Linked DNA regions of Homo sapiens: region 1 is linked to region 2. Evidence: chromatin contacts called from ENCODE Hi-C or POLR2A ChIA-PET data. All regions are on one chromosome and are shown on one strand. The core of a region is the stretch at or near the end of the contact, and the rest is flanking DNA. Distances in the headings are between cores, read along the strand shown.

The links. Hi-C counts contacts between places; a loop is a spot of excess contacts on that map. ChIA-PET counts read pairs that join two places held with the same protein, here RNA polymerase II (POLR2A).
Region 1: a map of HepG2 shows a loop between it and region 2 (2.6-fold over the local background). The contact joins two enhancer-like sites. A Hi-C loop is called at or near these places in 2 of 168 maps with a recorded cell type or tissue (HepG2 and mammary epithelial cell). POLR2A ChIA-PET finds 5 or more read pairs at or near these places in 2 of 52 experiments (HEK293 and Panc1).

What each region holds. Positions count from the first base shown.
Region 1 is chr2:20,960,686-20,964,728 of GRCh38, forward strand. No RefSeq gene overlaps it. Among named protein-coding and RNA genes, the nearest start is that of APOB, 81 kb to the right of the region's middle. RefSeq lists an enhancer at 2,369-2,418. Within about 2 kb of position 1,391, at least 2 of the 41 ENCODE cell types and tissues checked have a DNase peak (open chromatin) inside an H3K27ac peak, as active enhancers do.
Region 2 is chr2:20,914,933-20,919,024 of GRCh38, forward strand. No RefSeq gene overlaps it. Among named protein-coding and RNA genes, the nearest start is that of LINC02850, 57 kb to the left of the region's middle. Within about 2 kb of position 2,190, at least 3 of the 41 ENCODE cell types and tissues checked have a DNase peak (open chromatin) inside an H3K27ac peak, as active enhancers do.

The DNA of each region.
Region 1 (4,043 bases), core at 141-2,640, 45 kb after region 2:
GTTCTGTAGAAGTTTGACATGGGCTTCACTGGGCTAAAAGTAAGGTGTTGGCAAGGCTGTATTCCTTTCTAGGACTGATGTAATTCAACTCTGTGTCCCCACCCAAATCTCACATTGAACTGTCTGTGTCACCACCCAAATCTCACATTGAACTGTCTGTGTCACCACCCAAATCTCACATTGAACTGTAATTCTCAATGTTGCAGAAGGGGCCTGGTGCGAGGTGATTGGGCCATGGGGGCAGACTTCCCCCTTGCTGTTCTTGTGATAGTGAGTGAGTTCTTACAAGATCTGGTTGTTTAAAAGTGTGTAGCCACCTTGCACCTCGATCTCTCTTGCTTCTTCTCTGGCTGTGTAAGATGTGCCTGTTTCCCCTTCACTTTACGCCATGATTGTAAGTTTCCTGAGGCCTCCCCAGCCATGCTTCCTGTGCAGCCTGAGGAACTGTGAATCAATTGAAGCTCTTTTCTTTATAAATCACCCAGTCTCAGGTAGTTCTTTACAGCAATGCGAGAACAAGCTAATACAGGGATGAATTCATTCCCTTCCCTTTTTCACCTTCAAGTGCCTGTATTCCTGGGGCCCCGGCCCCTTCCTTCTTTTTTGAAGCCAGTAGCTGAGCATCACTCCAAACCGCTCATAAGGAAATGGCATTCTACTTGAGTAGCAGACAGGTGAGCCAACAAATACAATCTCATGTGGTAAGCGAAGAACAGGTTCAGGGAAGAAGCATGGTCAAAAAAGGGCCCAGTACCCTGGGTGAGAGAGGGATGGGTTCTCAGAGGGCTGCTACTCAAGCCAAGGCTTATCTTACCTCCTCTACCCAACTGTGGAAAAACTTGAAGAAGTAATTGGGTATAACTCATCTTCTTATTTTCCTTGATGCTAAATTCACTGCTTTGCAACCTGTAGACACCCAATAAATATCACTTGCAATGAACCAGTTCTCTTCTGAGTCATTTTTGTCTTCTGGGCTACAGTTGCAGATGGGAGATGAGAGAACAGTGCCAAGCTAGAGGGCTGAGCTAGCATCCTCAGGACAGAGCCCTAGCTTTAGGGCTTGGCAGATTTTTATTGTCATGCATTTTCTTCCCTTAGCAGAGATGAATTCCAGAATTGAGGCAGGAAGCTCTCTGTTTAGTTGTGGGACCTCACCAGGAATTCACCCCAGACATCAGGGAATTAGATTTAAAATCTCGCCCTTGCATTTAAGCAGGGCTTTAGGATCACTTGGGGGTTGATAATTGATAGATGTCTCCTCGTTTGAGTTTCTTCATAAAATAACATGCAGGGAGCAAGGGAATGAAATTGAGCAAGTGAAATACTTGGCAGAGTCTCAGGAAAGACGTTAAGAATAGATCTATGAGCTGTGCCCCATGGCGGGGGGGTTGCTTCTGAGTCGGGAGGTGCATGGGTTGGCGGCAGGAGGAAGCGTCATGGAGCCTCTGTTTCTGAGCCCATGTGTTGAGATTCCAGCCTCTAGTCAGAAAATTCCCCTTGCAGCTTCTGCCTGGTCCAGCCCCTGAGCCATGAGCATCTTCTGGTCCTCTTGCCTCAGATTGTTCCCCATTCACTCTTCCCATCTTCTCCTTCACACAAACTTCAGGATCAGGACCCACAGAGGTCTTGGGACCTGTAGGCTGCGGGAGAAGGCTGTGGATGTTTAAAACCACATGTCACCACCTCCTGGCAGGGGCTGGCTAAGGACAGGACTAAACTCTCAGTGGTGAGTTAATGTTTGCTGAGGGAATGAATGAAGGAATGACATAGGCAAAATGAAGCTAAATTATCCGTTAAGGTTATCTATGGTACTTTCCCTGGGCCATGATTCTCCCTCTTAGATGGGAGGAGCTCAGCTCCCTAGACCCCTCCTAAGCTCTTGCAGGGCCTGTAGCATCCAGGGATAACAGAGCAGAGGACTGGGGCAGCCTACTTTCTTTGAAGGGCCACTCTCCATGCCACCCTTTGAATCAGCACTGGTGACCAATTAGTAGAGTGTGATATGAGTAGTGGATGAAGACCTGTCTAGCATTAAAAAAAAGAGACAGAATTGAGAAATAAGGGTATTGCTTTGTAAAAATGTGCTGCTGTTTTGCACATGATAGACAGTATACTAAAAGTGGCTTGCAACGTTAAATGTATTTCTTACCATGGGTCAAGGTCAAAAAAGTTAGAGCATCCAGCATCTCAGAATTGCTGAGGGCTCTCATGCTCCCTGGGAGGAGATGCTAAGGTCTGACCAGGCAACTTCAATTGTAAAATAAAGATGCCTAACCATCCACAATGACCTCTTCCTGAGACCTTGGGGGCAAGTGGAGGAGGACTGGCTGGGAGTAAGAGGCCAGGGCTCTGAGCCTCCATCTGTGTGTACTTACTGTGAGCCTTGGGCACATTGCTAATTCCTCTTCCACCTGTTTTCTCCTCCAATGTGGAGGTTACATTGTGTCTGTGTGCACTGCTGCCCTCTGGTGGTGAGCTCTATACTTCACTGCAGCCACGGCATCCAATTTGGGTTTGTTGACTGGCTTGTGGCTGTCCAGATTTTCCCCTCTTCTTGTTCTCAAAAGGTGAGCCTTACCCCCAGGTGGAGTAGCATCCCACATGTTAAAAAAAAACTCACATGTGTTGTGAGTTTTCTGCAAAGGCCTCTGCTGTTCAAATGCGTTGCCTGGAGATACTCTCATGCGAGAATGTAAATCAAAGGGCAAGCTAATAGGGAACTACTTTGTAGCCAAAGTTTGATGAGGTCCACCTGCTTCAGGGTACGTAGCTGTATGCCAGGTACTCTTGATGCATCTGCCGGCTCTGAACAGTGTTTTATGAAGCTGTTGAGAGAGTGGGACCAGATGTTTAGAAAGAAGAGCTTGTCTTGTCACTTCCCTCAGCTTCTTCCTTTTTTGATGGTATCAGCAACTCTTTGCATTTCCAATTAAGACTCTAGTTAAATTCCCTTCAGCATTTGACTCAACCTCTTGCAAGAGGCAAGATAAGTGATTTAAAAAAAAAAAAAAAACTCTTACTTAAAGAGCATGTTGCATTGTTCTGAGATTTATTTCTAGTAAATCAAAGGGGGACTGAATGTCCCTTAGCATTGTCCTGGGATTGATAAAGGTCAATTGTCTGCAGAAATATGGACCTGAAGTCTCTCCAAGGTTAGAGGTTTCATATTCATGGTCAATGCATCTTCAAATCTCCCATAGCAAATTATCTTGGACCATTGCATTTAATAGGTGCTTAATAATTGTGTGTTAAAAGGTTGAATGGATGAATGAATGAGTAGAGTCTCAGAAATGGCCCTTCAGATGAAGTTTCCGAGCTATGAAGTAACAGTGTACAGTGCACCATGCATGAAGCACATCGGGCAAGGGAACTCCACTGTTACATGGTAGGATTGGTTGGCCTGGAATCAAGTCAGGATATTTAATCAATGAGGTTGAAAGACCCAAGTAAACATTTAGCAAAACTGGAGTCAAAGCACATTTCAAAACAATCATTTAGACTGTTAAGCTGCTATCTTATAGAGTTGGGGGCCCAAAGTAGGGAGTGTTTTATTTTTAAACAACTTGCTTCCCTTCTGACTTCAAGAATCCCCATGATGGTTTGGTTTTGAGGACATTACCAGTCAACCGCAGCCAAGAAGTGATTAGCAAATGCCTGCTCCACAGACGTGGGTCTGACTTCTGGGCTAAGTTCAAAGCAGAGCTCTTAGTTTAATAATGATACAGGATTCACTTTCCTTGAAAACTTCCTATGCTGGAACCATTTTGAGAAAAACAGAAATAATCATGGAAATTTGGGGGCACAAATGAAGACAGGGAGGAAACATTACATGCATATCTGAGTACTTGTCTACAACCCTCACAATGCATCCTGGAGAAGATGTCCCTCCCTTATTCTCTTGATAGGAAATGGCCACTGTTTATAATGAGGCAGAACAAAGCAGGGGCTTACTTCCCCCCCGATGCCAATCAATATGCTGAGAGCTGGCTCCAGTGCTCCCAGAGCCATGGATCAGTGTTACTGCCTTGAAAATCGCTTATTGC
Region 2 (4,092 bases), core at 940-3,439:
TCAGCATGTCTTACTGTCACATGGAATCCCAACATGTGCTCATCACTACATGCAACACACCCATATCCCTGGCAACGGATGCCGAGATTGCCCATGGCCTGTCTGCTATCAGACACAATGCTGGGCCAGCCATGCTTGGCCACCTCTCCTTGTGGGTGGGTGAGGGAGGTGAGCTAGGCTCTCTGGGGCATACCCCCAGCTGTGGGATTGCTGGGGTTTAGAGAGTATGCACACTTCATCTCACTAGGTGTTGTCAGACTTCTCTCTAAAGGGCCTGCACCAGCCTATTCTCCCACCAGCAATGTGTGAGTATTGACTCCCTCTGGTTCGCAGGCTGGGTTCTCCAGAGACACTGAGAGGGTGGTTGGTGAACAAAAAGCTGATTATAAGGGGTCAGCACCTATGAGGAAAAGCGGGAGGAAGTGAGACTGAGTAGTGGAAGAAGTTGAACTAGGAAGTGGGCACGGCAAAGCCTTGCTGACCCTGTGGAGCCCTGGAGTGAGTACTGCTGAGACGGCCAGGCTGTCATAGTCCATCTTTCCTCTGCTGCTGGGGCTGACCCACAGCGAGACTGTTTGCTGACTGCATGCCTTGTGCTCCCTTCTTTGAATGGGCATCTGGGGGATATCTCCCTGCCAATCTGACCTGTGAAGTGGGAACTCATTGTTATTTTCATTTGCATTTCCCCAATCATGGGTGAGCTTCAACATCTCTTTATGTGCTCATTAGTAAAGCTGATATTCAGCCAGCAGGAGCCAGTTGTTGAAATAGCCTCTGTCTGAGCCCCCAAATGCTCCTCCGCACTGGCTTCCCCAACGCAGCCCCTCCACTGGGACCCCTGCCCTGGGCCTCCCCATAATCCAGTATTCACAGGGGTGCCTGACCCTGAGGGGCACTCCCATGACCCTGCAACAGTGCTGCAGCCTGAGCCTGTTTGGATTAGTCAGCGTCTGTGCCATATCTGCTGTGAACTACTCAGAAAATCACAGGGAGTATTAGCTACTGATGCTTCCTCTCTGTGAATTGCCTATTTATGACTTGTTCCCGTCTTTGTATGGGGTGTCAAAGGCTCACTCTCAAATCACCCAGAAGGATGCTGTTTCAGGTTTCTGGATCTTGTTAAAGGTGGGTGTGGAGTGGGGAGGGAGGGGAAGTGAGGGCTGGGGAGGAAGGTCCCTAGGCTTGCATCCTACGAGAATCAGCAGGTCTTCTGGCTACAGACCAAGCAGATTCAAGGCCTAGAAGGTTGGACTGAGGATACTGGGTTCCTCAGGCGCAGGAGAGCTGGAGCCTGCTCCTGGGGAGGCTGGGAGCCTGGGCAATCAGTGCAATTCCTCAGAATTGCTCCTGCACACCTCCTGTGCAATGTTCCTGGCATGTGGGGAGGTGCCCTGCACTGCCTCCACCCAGGCCCAAGACACCTGCCTCCATTACTCTAGCAGGGTCCCACTAGCCTCTCTGCCAGCTCCAGGATCTCTCACAAATGCCCTTATTTACACTGAATCACCAGTAGCCGTCATTTCTAAAATCCAAATCTGAACACATCCCTTGAATTTTTAAAGCCTTTCAAAACTTCTCCTTTATCTATAGCATAAGATCCCTTGGCCCAGCACACAAGATCCTCCCTAATCTGGCTCCAAAACTCTCATCCCTGCCCCATCTCCTGTGCCCCACCCATCTCTCTCTGCCTCTCCATCTGCAAATAGCTCTAGTGCTCTGCACCCTGTGCCTTTGCTAATAGGCTTCCTTCTGCCTTGAATGCCTCCCCATCCTTCCCTCCTGGACAGTTCTGGCTCTTGGGTCCACGTCACCTTCTCTGTGAGGTTTCCCTGACTCCTAGTGGTCAAAATGAGTGGCCTTCTCCACAGGGCTTTCCCATGGTGTGAGTCCTGCGATCAAAGTTAAATAATTAACCAGGTGAAGAAAAAGAAGAACAAAGAAGTGTATTCTGGGAAGAGGGAACAGCAAGAGCAAAACCTGGGGTAGGAGAGAACATGGAAGATTTGTGCCCCAGCAGGTGGTAGCTCAGCAGGGCTGAATGGTAAAGTGTGTGAGTCGTGGATGTGTTAGGGGACCAGGTAGGAGCAGCCAGAAATGAAATCCAAGAGAGGCAGAAGCCGTGTGGTGGAAGTGTGACTTCCCTGCTGGTGATGGGGCGCCACAGAGTGAGTTATACAGGAAGAAGCCTGGCCAGCTTGTGACTGGGTTCATGTGCCTCCTATAGGGCTGGCCCTGCTCAGCAGATTACATAGCTGGAGCTTTTCCCAGAATCCTCCGACACGATGAGCTCCCACTGACACTGGGCACAGGCACTGGCCTTCCTCAGCTCCTGGAAACTTGCTGCTTTGTGAGTAGTTTTATTCCAAGAGTCCCGAGACTTCTGGTCCAAGGATAGCTGAACGCAGGTAAACTCTGGACTCACTCCTGAGGCTTCGGCTCCTATTAAAGTTGCCCCCTCGTCTTAGTGGGATATTTCTGAGAGGCAGCCAGTGGACCTGGAGACGCTCCAGCTTCACTGTTGGCTTCACTGTGGCTGGAGGGCTCCATGCCATTTGTGTTTTTGACCAGATGGACTGTTTGCTTCAAACAGCTTCCAGAACTCAGGCTCCAACCAAGAGGACGTGGCTGCCATTAGGATGGAAGTAAAGGACAGTGCCCCAGCCTGAGCCCAAAGACCCCCCCGCCCCGGGGAAGAGCTTGTGCTGTGGGGGCCCCACAGAAGCCTGTGTTTTCATTACGAAGCAACTTTAGGAGGAGTGGGTTTGGGGGGAAAAAGACGGTGGGGTAATAAGTCTGCAATAATGGATGCCATGTGGAGGGAAGGCAGAGTTACCCAGTGAAGGAATAGAAAACATGGTTTATATTTTCAACAGTTGGAGAAAGAAATGAAAACTGAATATTTGCTGCACCTGTGAAAACATATTTGATCATGACGGCAAGCCCAGCATTCTTAGTGTGGGATTCATATTTCATAACTCGTGTTCAAACAAGAAAAATGATTATAATGTTAAGTATTTCCTGAGTTTATTTTGATGGATGACAGAATAAGTACTGTATCTTTCACTCATTAAAATACAGATTGGTGTAATTTAATAAATGAACTTAATACACAGATGTTCCAGGCTGTTTTAGCAGGGTGTATATTAATCAACTTCTTTATATATGATCCTCTTTTATATTTTTGAAGAAACTTGCAGGAGCCAAGAATTTATTAGATTTGCATGCTGTAGGACGAGTATCAGATATCAGGTACATGCAGGAGTGTATTAAGATGAAACAGAGCCAGATCCACTGAGCAGCCCGGCCCCCACAAGGGTTGTCCCTGGGCTCCTGGCTGGCTCTCTGCGTTGTCTCAAAGAGGTCTCGGTTCCCTGCTGAACTCGCCTGCTGCCACTGCCTCGGGGCCACTCAGAGGTGCCTCTGAAGACCTGGGTGGGAATGGTGGCCTTGTATACTTTGGTGGCCCAGGTTGGGCAGTGGCCCTGTCATGGGTAGAAGCCTGCAGCCCAGCAGGGGCCTCAACGGCCCTTCTCAGGTTTTCTGGCCTCTCCCGAAAGCCTCTCATCCCAATGTTGCTGTCCCTTTTCTCATTCCCTCTCGGCAGCACATTCAGGGCTGATGCTTTGTTCAGTCTGAGCTTGTTTGGCAGGAGGGAAGCTTGTCTTGCTAACGAGAATACAAACTCCTGAAGGTAGGGGCTGTGCCTTCCTCATCTCCCACAGTCCCTGCTCCATGAATGTGGCTGATTTGTCCCCTGTCCTGAATCCATCAGAGAGCCAAGCCCAGTCTCCTGCTGGACCTGGCTTTGGAAGGGGAAACAGAGAGCTCGGCTTGGGCATCCTGGAGGGTTCTGGCTAGGAGTGGTCGGCAGGGTGAGGACGTTGTGCTAACTTAGCTCTCTGGCTGCGGACTGGCCCTGTGGAGAAGAAAGAAAGCACCAGAATGAGAACTTGACTTCAGCCACCCTCTCCTCTCCTTTGCAGATCCCGTTGAAAAGCGATATGGGGTCCTAGGAAAGTCTGTCTCTGGCTGGCAGTGGTTGTGTGGAGGGCTGGGGGAATGTCTTAGGCCAGATAACACATTTCTTGCAGC